2 separate regions of the Homo sapiens genome follow, and region 1 is linked to region 2. A link is an interaction called in ENCODE POLR2A ChIA-PET data of the cell type or tissue named here. Cell type or tissue: OCI-LY7. All regions are shown on one strand. Region 1 overlaps DST (dystonin). Region 2 overlaps ZNF451 (zinc finger protein 451).

Region 1 (5,000 bases), 160 kb after region 2:
GTTGACATTTCTTATAATACTGAACTGGCAAATCCTTTAGTTTTTTTCCAGTGATTATGTAAGTTATCCTAAATGAAACAATGGTCCACCTAAGCCCTGTTGTCCTCATTATGTTCCTCAAGTGTCCCTGTACCAAATCATTGGAGAATGGCCAGCAAAATAACCACATTTCACAGCATCTCATTAAATTTTCATCTTTCATTAAGAATTACCTAATTTAGTGGATTAGGGAAAGTGATAGTTTATTATTGAGAAATCCTTTATAATTAGGTTATCTTTATAAATAAATAATTTGTCTAGAGTTACGTTTTAGGTCTAAATTAATTTACACTAATTAAATCAGCCATAAGTTGTAAGTGTGCACATGATGTAGTATTCACTGAGTGTCACCCAATTATTTTTCAAATAAACACATTTATTTTCTCTTTCTGTCCAAAGTACTGTGTTAGACAATAGGGCTAACAAAGGGTTAGAGATGGAGCCCCTGCCCTTGACAGTTCCTTCTAGGTCACTCCCAATGTCAGTGCTGAAATTTTATAGTTACTGGTTTTTTCTGTTATGCTAACTGAACTGCTGTGCCGTTTCCAACTATGAATCACAAATGCAATGAGAGCATCGGAGGCTGCTGTGTAAAAGTGTACAGCCAATACATATGTAAAAAAGACAAATTAATCCTATTCACAGAGTTTATCATACCAGAGTCAACACTACCATATAATTAACGCTGACTTTAGCTACATGGTGACAAAACACAAAAACAAAACAACAAAAACAAACAAACAAAAACTCTCACTTTTTTTCATGCATCCAAGCCAATTAAATTCATCTAGATTAGAATTGAAACAAAATATTTTCCAGAGAAGTTTGCATCTTTATGTAATCTTAAGGCTCAAGAATGACTCTCTTTGAGATCTGGATGGCAAAATGGAACTAGGGTAATAACAATAATTATTGGCATAATGTAAGGATTATAAGAATATGAGTTCAAAATTCTGGTTTTGGGTTCTAGCTCTGCCACAAACTAACTGTGTCACCTTGGTCAAGTCTCTTTTGTCACTGATACTTAGATTTTGTATTATGACTGGTAATGTGAGAATGATCTCTGATCCCCTTCCAGAAGTAATAGGCCAAGTATCTACTACATACAAAGTGTCATGCTGTAGAGGCACCATGAAAACATGATTCCTGTCTTCTAGGTGCTTAAGGCAGGTAAAGAAAAAAGCATCATTAGCGTAAATACCAAGTAACAAATTATGTATAGAAAAGGAATGGTTGGAATAGTTCTGGTGAAATGGTTGCTTCTAGCTCAAGTGGTTAGAGAAGCCTTCCAAGAGGAGTGATATTTATGCTGAAGCCTGAAGGTTGTATGGTAAGTACAGTAGTCCCCTCTTCTGTGTGGTTTTGCTTTTCATGGCTTCAGTTACCCGTGGCCAACTGTGGTGTGAAAATATTGAGTGGAAAATTACAGAAATAAAGGATTCATAAGTTTGAAATTGCGTGCCACTCTGAGTAGCCCGATGGAACCCTGAGCTGCCCTGCTCCAATCCCACTTTGTCCTGCCCAACATGTGAATCATCCCTTAGTCTAGCAAATACATACTTTATACTCTGGCCATCTCAGTTATCAGGTTTACCGTCAACTGTATTGCCACACTTGTGTTCAAGTCACCCTTATTTTACTTAATAATGGCCCCATAGTGCAAGAGTAGTGATGCTGGCAATTCAGATATGCCAAAGAGAAGCCACAAAATGCTTCCTTAAAGTGAAAAGGTAAAACTTCTTGACTTAGTAAGGAAAGGAAAAAAAAATCGTATGCTGAAGCTTCTGAGATATACCACAAGAATGAATCTTCTATCTGTGAAATTGTGAAGAAGGAAAAAGAAATTCCTGATAGTTTTGCTGTCACACTTTAAACTGTAAAAGTTATGGCCACAGGGCATGATGAGTGCTTAGTTAGGATGGAAAAGACATTAAATATGTGGGTGGAAGACATGAATAGAAAACATATTCTGATTGATGGCAATGTGTTGCATCAGATTTACTTAATTAAATTACACTTTATCATAGGTGTGTTTGTATAGGAAAAAAACATAGTATGTATAGGGTTTAGTACTATTCATGGTTTAAGGCATCCACTGGGGTCTTGGAATGGATCTGTGGTGGATAAGTGGGGTCCACTGTACCTGAGTAGATTCAGAGAAATGAGAGCAAAATCCCAGGTTGGTATAAGGGCATGAGGATAGACAAGATTTAGGAAAGCACATGCCTGTTTTCAGAGCTTGGTGTACACCAGTATGGTTAGAGAAAGGGACTCTTGAGATTGCATAAAGGAATATAGTGCTGGAAGTAGACATAAGTGTCAGCTATAATAAAAATGATTCGTGTATACTACATGACAGTTGACAAAAGGCTTTGACATAACATTATTTTATTTGAACACTTTAGGAGGGCATCTGCTGTGAGTCCTCTTAAGAGAAGCAGGCTGGGCGTGGTGGCTCACGCCTGTAATTCCAGAACTTTGGGAGGCTGAGGTGGGTGAATCACAAGATCAGGAGATGGAGAACATCCTGGTCAACATGGTGAAACCCCGTCTTTACTAAAATACAAAAATTAGCTGGGTGTGGTGGCGCACGCCTGTAGTCCTAGCTACTCGGGAGGCTGAGGCAGAAGAATCGTTTGAACCTGGGAGGTGGAGGTTGCAGTGAGCCAAGATCGTGCCACTGCACTCCAGCCTGGTGAAAGAGCAAGATTCTGTCTCAGAAAAAAAAAAAAAAAAAGAGAGAGTAGCAAAAAATCACCATTTGATTTCTTTTCCAGCAACTATAACAAAACCGTCCAATCACTCTTCTTTCACCCAGGGAGAACAAAGAGTTATGGCCTCTGCTGCAGAGGGCCTTGGAAAATGGCCAGTTGGGGGCCTTTCTGGTGACCCCGAGGCTGAGTTTTTGATGGGTACCATATTTTTGAGGTCCAAGGATCAGCATCATTGGGTTATATTCTGACTGCAGACACCATCTCTCCAGGGATTTATGGGAACTTGCTCATGTGTTTAGTGTGGTCATTACAAATTTTAATATGAAGTATAATAAATTTGCAGGTAATTCATTATGTAAAAGACCTTTTTATTGACTGAAATACATTAAAGTTTTTGAAAGTATTTGAAATGTATGTAGCAACTTTTCAACTTCTTCCTTTAAAATTTCTCTCCTATAATAATTATTCCTAAATGTTTACCCTCCTATGAAATCCTCAGGCCTACTCCCTTACCTTCAGCCAGTGACTTTTTATCTCCTGACTCACAATTAATGTATCAAGTAATAGCTCCTTAAACTTATTGCACCTACGAACTAACTGGCATCTTAGCCTTCCTTCCCAGTCCAATGAAAAATTCATCTGTCGTCCACACTGATATTTTATGCTTATGTTGTGAATTCTTTTCTTCCCATCTTGGGGGATATTCTATTAGTCATCCCCTCCTTCTTTATCCTCAATTGCTCCTTCTCTGCTGGCTCCTTTCCCTTACCTATAAACATCATATGTGCTTCCTATTGGAAATAACAGCAACAGCACAAAACCTCCCTATGTCACCAACTCTTCTCTTGACAAGAAAAGTTTCCTGAAAAAGCTTCTTTGTTACCTTCTATTCCTCACCTCTCACTTATTCCTCAATTTAATCTGGCTTCTGCTGCTACTATTTAGAACCACTCACACTTAGGTCACCAATGATTTCCAAATTGATATATTGATTGTTTCAGTCTTTAATTTAGTTGATCTATCCAGTATTTGATACTATTGGCCACTGATTCCTTCTTGATATTTCCTTCCTGGTTTCTAGACAACACCCTCTTAATCCCCTGCCCCTTTCTGGCCCTGGCTCTCTCTGTTTCTGCACTGAATCCTCTTCCTACTTATAACTTGATATTCCCTGTCTTGGGCCTACTTAAAAGAAGAAAACAGCTTTATTGAGATATAATTTACGTACCATACAGTTCACCCATTTAAGTGTATAATTAAGTGGTTTTTGGTATATTCACAAGGTTGTGCAACCATCATCACAATTTAATTTTAGAACATTTTCATCACCCCCAAAATAAACCTATACCCATTAGCAATTATTCCCTATTCCCCTCCTTCCTTCATCCTTTACCTATAGGCAGCCACTAATCTTCATTCTTTTTTTTTTTTAAATATGGAATGCTTCACAAATTTATATTTCAGTGTTTCATCCTTGTGCAGGGGCCATGCTAATCTTCTCTGTATCTTTCCAATTTTCATATATGTGCTGCCCAACCAAGCACTACTTTCTGGCAATAGGTTTGCTGGGCCTCATTTTTGCTTATTTAGATTTTACTTGTGGGATCTCACCATACTCACTGTTTTAGTTTATCCCCATATCATGGTTACTCTGAAATCTGCCTATCAAATTTAGACCTCACTTTTGATCTCTAGGTTCAGAGTCACCTGCTTTTTCCTCATTTTCCCATAGATGTCCCATTGGCATCTCAAACTGAACATGTGCAAAACTGAATCATCAGTCTTTTACCACATCTTATGCATCTATTTTGGAGAATGGCAATATTCTCACATCCAGTCCCCAAACCCCTGCAGTTTTTCAAACTAGGAATATAGAAGATAGAATAGATGGCTCCCTCATCCATCCTGTCCCATCTGTCTTCTCTTTTAAATATCTCTGGACTCTGCCTTTCGTTGTATTCCCATTGCTGTTTCTTTGGTTCAAGCCCTATAATAAGCCTCTGGACAAGTCTCTCTGCATCCCCTTCCCCAACTCATCCACACCAATTTAATAAAGATCATTTGAAAATACAAATTAATTATTAAAACTTCTATAAGTTATGGAGACATTCAGATTTAAGTAATAGAAAACCCAACTTAAAATGGGTTATTAATAAACAGGGATTTCTATTCTCTCATAACAAGAAGGCTAGAGATGGCCACAGGCTTTGCTTGAGCAGTTCTACCATGTCATTTTCAGTATATTTG
Region 2 (5,000 bases):
TAGTTGTTTACAAATACAAAGTACACAGAACATCTGCTTTGTATGAACAAATCTTAAAACACACATATAGATATACTCCATTCTGTAAAGTACTTTATTCAGTGAATAAGGCTAGTCCCACCAAACCTGTTAAAAAAGATTTTCCTATATTCTCTTTTGAGTAAACTGCCAACATCTATCTCTATAAAAATCATTTTAGGAAAATGACTTACATCCTCCTTCAGTACAGGACCAAAATATAACAGTAACTGGACCTTAAGAGATTTTTAAAATATACGGCCAGGCGTGGTGGCTCACAACCACAATCCCAGCACTTTGGGAGGCCGAGGCAGGTGGATCACCTGAGGTCAGGAGTTCAAGACCAACCTAGCCAACATGGTGAAATCTTGTATCTACTAAAAATACAAAAATTAGTTGAGCATGGTGGCAGGTGCCTGCGATTCCAGCTACTCGGGAGGCTGAGGCAAGAGAATCGCTTGAACCCGGGAGGCAGAGGTTGCAGTGAGCCAAGATCGCACCACTGCACTCTAGCCTCAGCGACAGAGTGAGACTCCGTCTCAAGAAACAAAAAACAAAAAAAAAAAAACAAAAAAACCCCACAGTAACTCTGAATATGAAGTGTGACAAAGCAAAAGGGAGTTTTTTAACCCTGAGTGCCACTGTTCCACCTCTGGCACAGAAGGAAAAAAAAAAAAAAGGATGAACTGTAGAGAAAATAAAAGTAAAAGTGGGAATGGGGCCTGGTACGGTGGCTCACGCCTGCAATCCCAGCACTTCGGGAGGCCAAAGTGGGCAGATCACTTGAGGTCAGGAGTTCGAGACCAGCCTGGCCAACATGGCAAAACCCCATCTCTACTAAAAATACAAAAAATTAGCCAGGAATGGTGGCATGCGCCTGTAATCCTAGCTACTTGGGAGGCTGAGGCAGGAGAATCGCTTGAACCTGGGAGGTGGAGGTTGCAGTTAGCCGATATGACCCCACTGTACTCCAGCTTGGGCGCCAGAGTGAGACTGTCTCAAAAAATAAGGGAAAAAGAAGGAAAAAAAAAAAAAAGAAGGTAAAGGTGGCCAACAGCAAGGAAAAAAACTTAAAAAACGAATACGAAGTTGACAAAATGTGTTGGAGCTGCTGGAGATATTACTGGGACAAGGTCTACAACCCAGTTTCCTATCTGAAACACCTAGAGAGGGTTCTGGTGATAGGAACCCACTTCCTCCTTCAATACAACACCTCCAAATGCCAATGAAGCAATATTTTTATAAGTAACTTTATTTTCCCCAAGTCCACCTAGAAATGATCTGTAAGTCAAAACACAAGGAAATTAACCACTTTTAGCTACCCTGAGGACACCTTTCCATAGGTGACCCTGAAGTATGCAACCATTTAACCATGAAGGGATACCACATTCCACTTCAGGAACATTATCCTGTTCATCCTCAGAGTTGTTTTCTACCAGTGCCTCAGTTCTTTCTGATTGCTTGAGCTGCCCCAGAGCCAGAGGTGCACTGTAGAAAGCCCACCTTGGGCTCAGTTCCGGGAAAGAAAGAATTGTTCTAGATGTACATAATGGACTATGGTACAAACCAACCCCTAGAGAGACAACTCCTAGAACCTTACAAGTAATGGCTGTACAAACTTAGCACACTTTGAATATGTAGGAACCAGTACATATTCACAGATAATTTATCATCATCTATTTAGTCTCCTTCATTTCTGTTCCCCCTAAAGACTATTTCTTATAATTCTGAAACCAGACACACCCCATTGTGTTACCCACACTGTTCCACACTCCTGTTCCTCCAGCTGAATGTCTGGCTCCTGTTTCTCCACCAGGCCAACTAACTCTTGCCTAATCATCCTCCAAAACTCAGCTCACACACTTGGTAAGAAAAGCTTTTCCTCACCCCTCTATATGGCTTTTCTTATTCCATCACCACAGGCATTCTTCCAAAAAGGACATCTGCTCTTATACTTTAGTGGTATTTATTTCTCTGGAGAATATACCATCTCTTATTAACCCTCAGTATTCTCAGACCTTTCTCAATACCTGCCTGCACATAGCAGGTACTGAAAAAGATGTCTGACAAACTAAAAGACTGTTTTCAACACAGATATGAAATAACAAAATACCATCTATCAAAAATTGTATACACATACATATACACTCTAACTCCTCATTCTACATTCTCTTATTTTATTATTATGAGCATTTCTTAGCTTGTACTTGAGAAAAGAGACTATTTTACTTTAAATATATCTTTTAATGACTTAGTACACTGTTAGGCTTGTAAGACAGCCTTAAAAAATCATAAAGGGGAACATGATCACATGGCATGAAATGAACATTTACATGCTGTTAAATAACATTTTAAAATGTATGTATCTATAGCCAATACCATAGAATACCATATCCAATATGAATAGAAACAGCACAATTACTTCAAAAAGGAAATCTGCATCAGGCTTTAGTGTGTTGTCAAAGTACTTTCGGATATTACCTCATTTGAGAGTAAGAAAACTGAGGCTCAGAAAACAAGTGACTTGCTAATGCTGAGGGTCAAGGTCTTTGGAATTCAAATACCATGTGCTTTGCACCATTCCTTTTTCCTTCCATTAAACCAATATCCTCAAAATGCCAGTTAAAAAAAAAAAATGTGTGTATATGAAACAAAATGAATGTAATAAACAACATTGAACAAAGAAAAAACTCAAGCAATACGATTAACATAATCAGTGCTGAAAATGAATGGAAACAGAAACCAATGACTACGAATCAAGAATAATCTTAGTCCAGCAGTGAAATCTCAATGGGAGAACTAAGAGGATAGGGTTCCTGATGTGACAAGTGAAATAATCAGGAATTAGTTAATAGCTAAGACATCAAATACTAGTGGGGTGACAGTAAAGCCATAAAGGAAGTTCAGAAAATGAAAAGATTTGTGTATGTAAAATTAGTTTACCATAGAAGTAAAACTTGAATGGGGCTTTGAAAAACACATGGAGGCAGCCTAGTATAATGCTGAATTGAGACTGGAAAAAGTCCATATTTAAAGCTCAGTTCCACCACCTGAGCAAGTTGCTTAATGACTTAATGAAGTTTCAGTTCTTCTTCTGCAAAATAAGAATGAATTTCTCTCAAGAGTGCCTTGCAATCAGCACAGAGCCTGTACTACAGACTATACAAATGTAGATTCTTTCTTCTACTGCCTTCCCAGGCAGGAAGATGACAATTAAACACACGGATATTAACATGCTTCCAAGACCTGTCAGAATATATAGAAGCTGTTCCAAGCCATTAAAGAAAGATCAATACACAGGCCGTTCTGTCCCAAGAATCTAAATGAGACTACTTATATAACTATATTCTACTGAAGGCAAAAAGGAACGGGCTGCATACCTAACAGTAGTTAGATGTAAATTAAATATGTAAAAAAAAATGAATTGAAAACTGTGTTTAGTGACTTGGGGAAACGTTTTTATTTCATCATCCACATCACTGTTACCTCACCAATCAAAAGAGGTATTAAGGGACCACAACATATAGTTATTTAACACATTACTACATTTATAAATCAAGGTAGTGTGAAACACAGCCATCACAAATAAAAGTAGAGTTAACAAGAGGTCTAACTGTAGCCCTTAACAGTAAATGCTGTGATAGAGCCACTCTTACGGGTAATGAAAGAAAACAGTACTATGATAGCTCATGGAGCAAAGATAGCATATGAAAGTTAGTCTTACAAAAGGACTACTAACTGAACACAATTCTTGAAGCACTTAAGGTCAAAGTAGAATTTTTTAAAATATCACCAAATACAGGCCGGGCACTGTGGCTCACGCCTGTAATCCCAGCACTTTGGGAGGCCAAGGTAGGTGGATCACAAGGTTCAGGAGATTGAGACCACCTGGACTAACACGGTGAAACCCCATCTCTACTAAAAATACAAAAAATTCGCCGGGTGTGGTGGCGGGCGCCTGTAGTCCCAGCTACTCAGGAGGCTTAGGCAGGAGAATGGCGTGAACCCGGGAGGCAGAGCTTGCAGTGAGCCGTGATCTCACCACTGTACTCCAGCCTGGGTGACAGAGCAAGACTCCGTCTCAAAAAAAAAAAAAAAAAATCATCAAATATAAACTATTTACTTTCACGTTACCAAAGGAATATACTCAGGAATACTAGAAAACAGTACAACTTGAGAGATCTCCAAAGTCCTAAAAGAAAATACAGACAGCCTGAGAATTCTTATTGAATTCTTGACAAGGTACCACAAAACCCAACAGACCATTTGAAATAGGTTACCTCAACCAGTAAAGCCCTTAACATCTACGGAAAACGGGTTAACTTTAAGATATATCAGAGCTGTATTATAATAAATCCATGGGGATGGGCTTCAAAATTTTTATAAGATACATATGACCATAAACTATATATAATAAACTTGTGTGAACATGTAGAAATGAGAAAATACTACTACCATTAAACAAGGTAGCACTAAAAGTTGATTTAAGTTCAAAAATCAAAGTAGTTTGAGATATTGGACTGGCTATATTTTTTTTAAAAGGGACATTAGAAGAAACTAGAATATCTCTTCTAATAATGCTTTAAAGACATGGTATTTAAATATACAAATACAAAGCCACATCAAAATCCTGTCTAGTATACACTGATAGAATAAAAATATCATCTACATCAAAGCGATTATGGGAAGATCAGACATCCTTTCAGAAAGAGGTGTTGAATACAGGAGAAGAAAAGATCAATACATAGAATAACTGATATGCTAACAACATCAAAAGGACATGGTTGGACTATGACCACTTCCAGATATATCCCACAGGAAGCAAACAAAATTTCCAGTAATAAGTTATCTCAATGGTACCAAACACTAGTAAAGTTTTCATTATAACAAAAAACAAGTAAATGAAAAGACAAAGAAGTAAAAAATATTCCACTAATAAGAGAAGATTTAATAAAACAATATTCTGTTCATCCAGGAAGGGA

Evidence for each region. Peaks named below come from ENCODE experiments on the same cell type or tissue, not always from the same donor. Only the 100,000 strongest peaks of a DNase experiment are listed, where the experiment ranks them.
Region 1: POLR2A ChIA-PET joins it to region 2 with 5 read pairs; 2 of 35 experiments call an interaction of 5 or more read pairs at or near these places.

What each region holds. Positions count from the first base shown.
Region 1 is chr6:56,945,027-56,950,026 of GRCh38, reverse strand. All of the region lies in intron 2 of DST (dystonin), which reads left to right. It also overlaps the pseudogene RNU6-626P. Among named protein-coding and RNA genes, the nearest start is that of DST, 7.3 kb to the left of the region's middle. In OCI-LY7, no CTCF peak of the experiment used is centred here; no DNase peak of the experiment used is centred here.
Region 2 is chr6:57,106,958-57,111,957 of GRCh38, reverse strand. All of the region lies in intron 3 of ZNF451 (zinc finger protein 451), which reads right to left. Among named protein-coding and RNA genes, the nearest start is that of ZNF451, 19 kb to the right of the region's middle. In OCI-LY7, no CTCF peak of the experiment used is centred here; a DNase peak (open chromatin) is centred at 3,077; H3K4me3 peaks cover 284 bases; H3K27ac peaks cover 1,199 bases.